2 separate regions of the Mus musculus genome follow, and region 2 is linked to region 1. A link is a loop called in an ENCODE intact Hi-C map of the cell type or tissue named here. Cell type or tissue: left cerebral cortex. All regions are shown on one strand.

The links. Peaks named below come from ENCODE experiments on the same cell type or tissue, not always from the same donor. Only the 100,000 strongest peaks of a DNase experiment are listed, where the experiment ranks them.
Region 2: a loop joins it to region 1, with 6 times the contacts of the local background. A loop is called at or near these places in 30 of 42 quality-filtered maps.

The regions. Positions count from the first base shown.
Region 1 is chr3:78,956,413-78,961,412 of GRCm38, forward strand. No RefSeq gene overlaps it. Among named protein-coding and RNA genes, the nearest start is that of Gm23440, 21 kb to the right of the region's middle. In left cerebral cortex, a CTCF peak has its summit at 2,577 (motif pointing right); a DNase peak (open chromatin) is centred at 2,620.
Region 2 is chr3:79,588,893-79,593,892 of GRCm38, forward strand. Ppid (peptidylprolyl isomerase D (cyclophilin D)) reads left to right here and starts at 2,445. Exons shown (of 10, transcript NM_026352.4): 1 at 2,445-2,665; 2 at 4,718-4,858. The coding sequence starts at 2,581. In left cerebral cortex, a CTCF peak has its summit at 2,520; a DNase peak (open chromatin) is centred at 2,459; H3K4me3 peaks cover 1,796 bases; H3K27ac peaks cover 1,074 bases.

The DNA of each region.
Region 1 (5,000 bases):
ATGGTTTGCTCAGCCTGAGTTTTTTTATAACACCCAGGACCACCAGCCCAGAGGTAGCACCACCCACAATGGACAGCGTTCTTCCACATTGTCACTGATTTTCAAATGTCCTACAGACAGCCTGTCTTCTAGTTTTTGTGGTTTCAAATCTATATTGATATTTTAATTATTCTGAGTTAATTTTTGTTAGCAGCATAAAGATCCTACTTCATCCTTCTACATACAGTTCCCCAGTTTCCCAATCCCGCCCTTACTGAAGAGACTCATTCCATCTAACTACTTCAAAGGTCCTCGGAGGGTGGCACTGATCTATGTGTCTGTCTGTATGACGGCAGCACTCAGTCTTCATTACACAGACTTCATATTTTGAAACCAATGAGCATGAAATCGCCAGCTTTGTTCTTTTTGTTCAAAAACAAAACAACTCTGGCCCTTTTGGGACTCCATACAAGTTTTGGTATTGTTTTTCTTATGTCTAGGAGACGATGTTGGGATTTTAATAGATTGTGTTGAATTTGTAGATCACTCTGGGTAGGCAATATCCGTCCTTTAAAGCTGTGGACATAGAATAACTCTCTTATTTTCTCATTGGTGCCTTATGACCTCGGACACAAAGTTCTGACTAACTTTATCCCTAAACATTTCACTAATTTATTTACTTGTTTATTTTGCTATTATTAACGGAGATATTTTTCTTTCCTTCTCAGCTTATTATCAATGAATAAAAATTCCACTGATTTTTGTACCCTACAAATTTCCTGGGTTAGGTAATTTATGTTTTCCAGTTTTTTCATGGGGACTTCTACACATAAGATTGTGCCCTCATTAAACAACTTAACTTCCTCCTTTCCTTTTTACCTTTCATCTCTTTCCTAATTGGTCTACCTAGAACTTTTAGTACTGTTTTGAGAAGGGGGACAGTGGGCATCTTCACTTTGTCCCTTTTCTTAGTTCCTATAAGGCTGTTTAGGGCTTGTTGCTGAGCTGGGGGAGGTCTTTATATATTCCTAGTTCTCAATGCCGATAAGAATTCTGTTTGCAAATCCTGTCTTCCACCCATGATTACCTTGATACTCTGTTTATAATATTTTCTGGTGTGCATACATTTTCAATTTTAAGCCCAATTTACCTTACATCTTCTTCCATAATCATTCATAATTCCCCTGTCATGTTCTGGAAGTCACTGCTAAAACCAGCATCAAGGAATGAGCATATTGGTTGTACTGTGGTGAGCAGAACTCAAAGCCAATGGCAAAGGCTTTATCCCCATGGCTTTTTCCTAACTGTTTTATAGTTTCAAATTTTTGTCTCTGACTCATTACAACTTAATTTTTATATGTGATATAAAATAAAGGTTCATCTTTATGTGTGGATCTGTAACTATTTTCTCAACATCACTGTCATGGTTTGTATATGCTTGGCCCAGGGAGTGGCACTATTTGGAGGTGTGACCTCATTGGAGTAGGTGTGACCCTGTGGGTGTGGGCTTTAAGACCCTCATCCCAGCTTCCTAAAGCCAGTCTTCTCCTGTTTGCCTTTGTAACAAGACGTAGAACTCTCTGATCCACCTGTGTCAAGCCTGCCTGGACACTGCCATACTCCAGCCCTGATAATAATGGACTGAATCTCTGAACCTGTAAGCCAGCCCCAATTAAATGTTGTCCTTATAAGAGTTGCCTTGAACATGGTGTCTGTTCATAGCACTAAAACCCTAAGGCAATCACTTATTGAAAAGGTTGGGTTTTACACACTTACTAAGACTTTGACATGTTTTCTTAAGGCCCTGGTACTTTTGTTCCACTGTGATAAATTACAAGCAAGCTCCCTGCCCTTGCTTGCATGTCTTTACTCTGAAATTGCTAGTAGTGAATAAGGAAGCTGTTTTGACCTTCAAATGTCTCAAATTTGTGAACTTGGGTGGGTTATGCAGCTTTTTGGGACTCAGTTTTCTCATCTTGTAAATGGATAAGTGGCACCCATCTTGTATTTAGAGAATCACATTACAGAGTACATAATTAGTTGGGCTCAGTTCCTGACATTATCAGCTCCCATATGCTCAAGAAGCAATGAACCCCAGCCCTGCCCAGGCAGGGCCATAAGACAATCATACACTACAGAGCCTCCTTCTTGGACACAGGGAAATGCAACTGTAAAGACCAGGGATTAGTTTATATACTGCAGAAAAAAAATGTTTCTACAACCTTGCCCCTGACTTGTCTCATAGAAACTTAGTGTGACTCGCCCTCTCCCTGTCCCTTCAGCTCCTAAGTGACCCTGCATCAGTCCCAGAATGTATGAGAGGTTTGTTTGTTTGGGTTGGGGGGGAGTGGTGTTTGTTGTTTGTTTGTTTGTTTGTTTTGTTATCATTACTTGTACTCCACACCATCAAACAGCTTCCTGTTCATTGAGCCTTCGCTGTTTCACAAATACTAAACTCCAGAAACCAATGTCCTCTTGTGCATCTCAAGAACAGGCCTGGACACATGGTCTTGTAGATGGGGGGAACAACCCAGCATCCCTGGAGTCAACTTTATTTAAGGCAATTCAGACATTGCTGAGGCAGGGCAATGTCTCCTGTTGAACACTAGAGGGTAGTCTTTACCTTTCTGTGCAAAGTGCTTAGCCAGCAACCATGGATTTTCAAACCTGACATCACAGAGAAACACCATGCACATGCATGCCAAATCTACATCACTTACACAACAATTCTACACAACTAACATATATTTATATGTATCTGTGTGCAAGAAACAAACAATACCCATTAATACAAGCAAGCACAGAGATGTACAAACACACACATAGCCAAAGACATAAAAGTAAACACATTCTACAGACACTTAACTCACATCTGTACTCTGGGATGCTGTTTTTTACAACAAGGGACTGGAAGTCTGAGAGCTCATATATTCTGCATCATAATAGATCATAAAGTCAAGCCTCAAGTAAGACCGCATTGTTACAGAAACCATTATTACAGAAAAGCAAAATTATTACTTATCTTTATCCTAGCCATCTGAAGAGTACAACCAGCAAGCATGACTAATGCCAACATTAACAGACCAATAAATACATACTGGTTTTGCCAATGCAGTGTGAATTAAAGAGATGGTAGCAAATGAAACTCTAGTTTACACTTGAGCCCACTAAAAACAAAATTATATTTTCTTAACCAATGTTGTATAGCAGTGTCCTCTGAGGAAAAAACCCTACATCTTGGAGGAAAGCTTCTTAAGATATGAGATGCTTTCAAGGGAGAGAAACATTCTGTCCTGCAGATAAGCTTCTTGATCCAAGAAGTAAATAAGGTAAAGACTTCCAGGAAGTTCCTGAAACTGAACAGATTCACTGGCAGGTCTCTCATAAGCAGTAAGGATTGTTGAGAGACACTCTCGGAGAACCTGAGCTGCCTGGAAAGAGGCTCAGATCAGTTTATCTGCCTAAAAGAGACACTCCCCAGCCTGTTGAGCTGCCTGTAAGATGATCAGTGTTCCCCAGGTTTCTAGCTTTTGTGAGTGGTCACTCATGCTGGGCTGGGCTAGATGCAGCTTTGTTTACATCATTTCTGCTCCTATAAATAACCCTTTACCCATATTCCTATAACTAACATAAATAAAACCCACTGGCTCACCAAGCTGGACTTTGGTAGTATCCATATTTTGATATATCATCTGTTCCTTACCCATCATCAGTTCATGTCTCCCAGGAAAAGTGATATACAAAAACCAAAAATAATTTATGAGTACTTGAATGCAGATGGGGAAAGAAGACAGAACATTTTGCCTGTCCAGAGAATTGTCCAGAACACTTCTTTTAGGAACCCATCCACTTAGAATCCTCCTGCCTCTGCCTCTTCAGCGTATCCTATCAGTGGACCATCACAACGAGCAGAAACAAACAGCTCACAGTGGAGGCTCAGGGATATTTTGGAAGAACTAGCAGAGAGATTGTGAGACCAGAGAGTTTTCTCTGAGTGGTGTCTCCTAGGAATGAATGGCAGAAGCTCTGCCCATAAAATCCATCAATATGGCTGCCTAACCCTGAGCTGAACAAGAACCAAATCAACAGATAATGCCAAAGTAGATGGGGAAAGCCCAGAAGACCTCAACCCTACACAAAGTTCTACAGACAACTAAGGACCACTTGGAGTGGGAGAAACAGTCTTCCTCAGAGAGAGCACAATGATTGGTTGTTCAAATCCAAATCGCATTGAAAATGTACACAAATAATACCGAGTAGGATGTGCTTATTTATTTAAGTGAGGAGAGAGAGCTATTAATCAATTAATGGAGAATAGATGCCATGAGTTTGAAAGAGAGCAAGAAGGGGTGTGTGGGAGGGTTTGGAGGGAAGAAAGGGAAGGGAGAAAGATATGATGTAATATAGTTATATTATAATCTCAAAAAATAAAAGATAACATTACAAGCCTGACTTTCACCATAATGGCTGGTGTATAAACCAACCCAATATTCATGACACTTGGCGGTAGGCAGGAGATGTCCCTCTCCTCCCACTAAAGAAAGCAATTTTGATCCGAGACACCTGCGAACATGTTGTGCTACAGGGCAGAGGGGAATTGAGAAGCATGGCTAACATAGCAGTTGTCAGCCTTAAAGGTGGTAGATGACCCTGGAGTGCTGAGACAGGCTTAGGACCATCACAGTGTAACATAATTCAAACCTACAAGGAATAGAATGGAAGGTTTGATCTAGATAAGGATTGTGGTATTGAGCCCCTCTGTATTGGAACAGATCTGCTTAGTAGGGCTTCTCATGCAGACCTTAGACGGGCACAGGGGAGAAGCTAACTGGCAAGGAACATCCAGCACTCATGAAAACCTCAACTTGATTCCTAGTAAGGAAAAACAGTTCTTAGACCCCTTAAGGTCTTGAGCAACAAGGGAAGGAGCCTGGAATCAAAGACTGTCCAGAGAGCAAATGGGGCATGCCACAACACTGCAGCCCCTCACAGCTACTTCTCGATGGGAAAAGGCAGGGTTG
Region 2 (5,000 bases), 630 kb after region 1:
GTTCTAGTAATACGAATTTCATAAAAAGCCACTTACTGTGGAAAAAATCCTAGGTAGCGGGAGAGTAACTTTTACATCAGTTTTCACACCCAGACACTTGTACAACAACAGAATCATCCTGTCCAGTTTCCTTCTTATGAGAATGGAGCCAGCATTCTCAGCTTGCCCCTAGCTTTTCTTCTCTCTCCTCCTTCTTGTGTTTCCTTTTAGGAGAGTTTTTCTACGCATTCCAGACTGCCCTCAGTGATTTCAAGTTAGTAGATTAGAACAACAGCAACGTGTGTGTGTGTGTGTGTGTGTGTATTGTCTGCATGTGTTTGTCTGGATGTGTGTATGAATGTAGAGGGCAGAGTTTGATATTGAGTATGGCAGGTCTCCATCTTATTTTTTGAGATAGGGTCTCTCCTTTAACTTCGAGCACATCGACTGGCCAATTTGCTCCAGGAATCATCTTCCTTAGCACTGGGACCACTGTGTGCCCACCCCACCCAGCCTTTGAGTGGGTGCCAGGGATCCGCCTGCATATTGAGTGAGACATCTTCTCAGACCCCTGAGCACACATTTTAATTAACTTTATCATTGTCATGTGCAAGACAAAATATAAATGACCAGTTTGCTGCCCGGACATGACCAGGATAGAAGATTCCAACTGCTTTGCTGATCTGAACTAATTACTTTCCTGTTGCTGTGATTAAATACCATGAACAAGGCAACTTACAGAAGAGCGAGCTTGTTTGGGTGTTTAGCTCCTGATACTCTTGCCTCTAGTGCGGAGATTATAGGTGCTGGGTACCAACTTGGGCTGGTTAATTTTTTTCCTGGGCTGGTTTATTTATTTATTTTTTAAAGGTAAGGTCTCGTTCTGTAGTACTGACTAACCTGGGACTATCCATCTTCCTGTTTCTACCTCATAAGTGCCACCTGGCCAGTCTTAACAATGTTTTACCTCCTTTTTTGTCTTTTTGGAGTGAGTGCCTCTTTACTTAGCCCAGGCTAACTTGAACTTTGGATTCTCCTGGCATGGAATCAACTACTGGCATAACAGGCCTATGCCAAAGCTACTCGTCCTAAATGTACTTTCTTATTCTTTTTTAAAAATTGCATATTTTCTTTATGTACACTTCAAAATGTTATCCCCTTTCCTGGCTTCTCACTCCCAGAAACTCCCTATCCCACCCCCTCCCCCTGCTTCTATGAGGGTGTTCCTCCACCCACCACTCACTCCCACCCTCAATTCCCCTACATTGGGGCATCTATCCAGCCTTCATAGGATCAAGAACCTCTCCTCCCATTGTTGCCTGACAAGGGCATTCTCTGCTATACATGTAGCCGGAGCTATGTGTACTCCTTGGTTGGTGGCTTAGTGCCTGAGAACTCTGTTGGTTGATATTGTTGTTCTTCCTATGGGGTTGCAAACCCCTTCAGCTCCTTCAATTCTTTCCTTAACTCCTCAATTGGGACCCCCAACCCCCTCAGTCCAATGGTTGACTGTGAGCATCCGCCTCTGTATTTGTAAGGCTCTGGCAGGGCCTCTATATACAGCTATATCAGGCTCCTGTCAGCAAGCATTTCTTGGCATCTACAATAGTGTCAGGATTTGGTGACTGTATATGGGATGAATCCTCAGGTGGGACAGTCTCTGGATGGCCACTTTTTAAATTCTTACTGGCATAGCTCAGGCTGGCCTGGAACTCACATAGATCGTCCTGCTTCTACCTCCTCAGTACTGAATAACCACATTCAACTTTAAGTTGTGTATTTTACACCAAGCCCATTAGAAAAAAAAAAAAAAGACAGACTATTATAGGATATCTAGTTTTAACAGAAGTCAAATAAATCCTCTTTTAGATTCTCAACATCAGCGCATTTGGAGCCTTTGCTTTAGACTGGGTCACTTACAACTTAACGGCCAAATGACAATAACATGGCAATAGTAACTGGACATCTGTTATTTATTAGAAGCCACATGTTTATGTCAGGCATTCTGATAAGTAATTTATGTCTTTAATTTCCAAAACGCCTTCCCTAGGTAGGTAGGCATTAAGAAAAAGAAGGCACCAATTAATTTATGTATGTGCGCTTCTGTGTGCATGCTACGACATACTCGTGGAGATCAGATGGCAACTGGGTGATAACATTCTTTCCTTTCACCTTACGGATCCTGGGGATCAGACTCAGGTCGTGCCGCCTAGCCACCATGTCTGCTCAGAGGAGGCATTTTTATCCCCATTTTACAGACGAGTAAACTAAGTTTCGTTGTAGTTACTGGCATTTCGTGGCAGAGTCGAGGCTAGGATGGTTTCCAAATTCTCCACCCAGCGATGCAGCAAACACCAGGGAACGGCGCACACACTAAAAAGAAACCGACGGCCACTACAGCCACCTAAAGAGAAGCATTAGGGGCCAGGCGCAGAAACCGGAAGGTGAAGGCGCCACCGGAAACCAGAGTACAGCTTCCGGCGGTGCGCAGGAAGTAACTCTTCCGCGCGTTGCCAGGTTATAACGTAGAGGGGCAGTAGAGTTTGCTCCGGTCTCGCGCACGAGGTGCTCGTGTCCCGCTGCCCAGTGCCCGCAGTGAAGATGTCCCACGCATCCCCGGCAGCCAAGCCCTCCAACTCCAAGAACCCGCGAGTCTTCTTTGACGTGGACATCGGCGGGGAGCGAGGTGAGCGGCGCGAACGGCTCAGCGGTTCCCTCGCCCGGGGCCTCCCTGCTGCGGTTCTCCTTGGCCCGCTGGCTGTTCGGCGGCTCGGGGCCTGGGATCCGGAGGGGGATAGCAGCCTAGGTCCCAGACGGAGCGAGCCCTGGCCTCCACGAGTCCAGATTGCGCCCTCTCCCTTCCGGTGGAAGTTTCTGGAAATTTCTACTTCTACTTTAGGGATCGTGGCGTCCCTATCGTTTGTCTCTTTTTGATCGCACTTCCCTGCAACCTTTGCATCACTACTTACTATAAAGTGAAATGATTTGACGAGTAGTGGTGGATAGTTCGGTATGCTTCCTGGATATGTGCCTGGGGGGCTCAAGACACGCCACGTGCCTCTTGGTACACGAACTACATTGGGAGCTACCAGATCATTTTCAAATTAGAGTGACTTTCGTGCTTAGTGCTTTTTCCTTATTACTGATTATAGTAGCAGTTTAAGTAGGCGATCGTTTGTGCTGTTTTGGCATCATGGAATTGAGCACTATGTCTGTATGGTTACCTAGGATTCAGAGCTAAGAAGCCCTAAGCCAGTGGCTTAACCGGTGGGTGGAGGAAACTCCTTGGAGGGTGGGTTGTTAAACGACCATTTCACCGAGTTGCATATCAGATATTTTCATTACTAATCGTAACAGTAGCAAACTTACAGTTATGATGAGGAACTATATTAAAGGGTGGAAGCATTAAGAAGGTTGAGAAACACTGTCATAAGCCCTCGTGTTGCTTTGTAACTCAATTGGGCTTTTCTGAAGCATGTTAGAGTTGTAGGCCAGACCTGCTGGGATGGGTACACACACGGGTATATATGCATTCACTTTGTTTTGTAACAGATTTTATTGTTAACTGTCTCTTGGATTCTTGAGAAGGGAACTGTTTCAGAGGTTACAAAAGGCAGTTTCCATAGAACACAGAGTGGACTATGTCTTCTGTTAGTTACTTAGCGATTAGAAATTCTGAGTGCAGGGCCCCTGAGATAGGTCAGCAGGTAAAGGTGTCTGCCACCAACCCTGAATCCCAGCGATTGTCCCATGATCTCCACACTACATGCCTCAGCCTCACACATAAAATAAAATTTTTTTAAAAATATTTTTTAAGGATTTATTTATGATTATATCTAAGTACACTGTAGCTGTCTTCAGATGCCTTCAGAAGAGGACATCAGATCTCATTTCAGATGGTTGTGAGCCACCATGTGGTTGCTGGGGTTTGAACTCAGGACCTTCGGAAGAGCAGTCAGTGCTCTTAACCACTGAGCCATCTCTCCAGCCCAGAATAAAAAAATTTAAAAGTCTGAATATTATTTAAGTGATTTAGGGTTTTAAATCCTTTGTACATTAAACCATGTTGTGCTTCCTAGGCAGCTAATCGCCTGGATGCTGTAATTAGTTATAATCTTGTGTTGTTTCAAGTTTAGATCTACGAAGCTTTCCTTAGACTAAATAGGAATCGTAGAAAAATGACAATGAGATGACAGTGACACGGATCTGACAGTTCCGTGTTTGGGCTTATTTTCAAGGGAGATGAAGTTTGTATGCATACCCGAGGCACTGCAGCGTTATTCACAGTAGCCAACACACACAGCACCAATCTAGTGTCTGTCAAAGCATGAGAACATACACCGTGCTGTATACACAGTAGAATATAACACTGGCCTTTAAAAGAGGGAAATCTTATTTATAACTTTGTAGTTAACTCTAGAGGATAGTATGGTGCATGAAATAACCTACAATAGGCTCTCACGTTTGTGGACTCTTTAAAAAGTTGAACTTAGAGAAGTAGCATGATAGGTACCATAGCCTGGGAAGATGGCAGTTAAAGGATGCACAATTTCATTTAAAGAGTGGTAAGCGCAGAAGATCTGTCCACAGCATTGTGACTCCAGTTAGTGACGTGGTTAAAGAGAACTGAATGACACGTTGGATGAGGTGTTAGCCACTGGTTGTGTAATTCGTTATCTCCGTTTGGTTTGCCTGTTCAGTTTGCACACTGACAAGATGTCCTTTTCTTTTCCTTCAGTTGGCCGAATTGTTTTAGAATTGTTTGCAGATATTGTTCCCAAAACTGCAGAAAATTTTCGTGCGTTGTGTACAGGAGAAAAAGGAACTGGGTCCACGACCGGGAAGCCTCTCCATTTTAAAGGATGCCCTTTCCACCGAAGTACGTATACAAACTTCCTCTGTCCAAATAGCTTGATATGTATATTAGTCCTGCTCTTAAGAAGGGACGGCGAGTGTTAATTTCTTTTTTTCTTTTTTTGAGACAGGGTTTCTCTGTAGCCCTGGCTGTCCTGGAACTCACT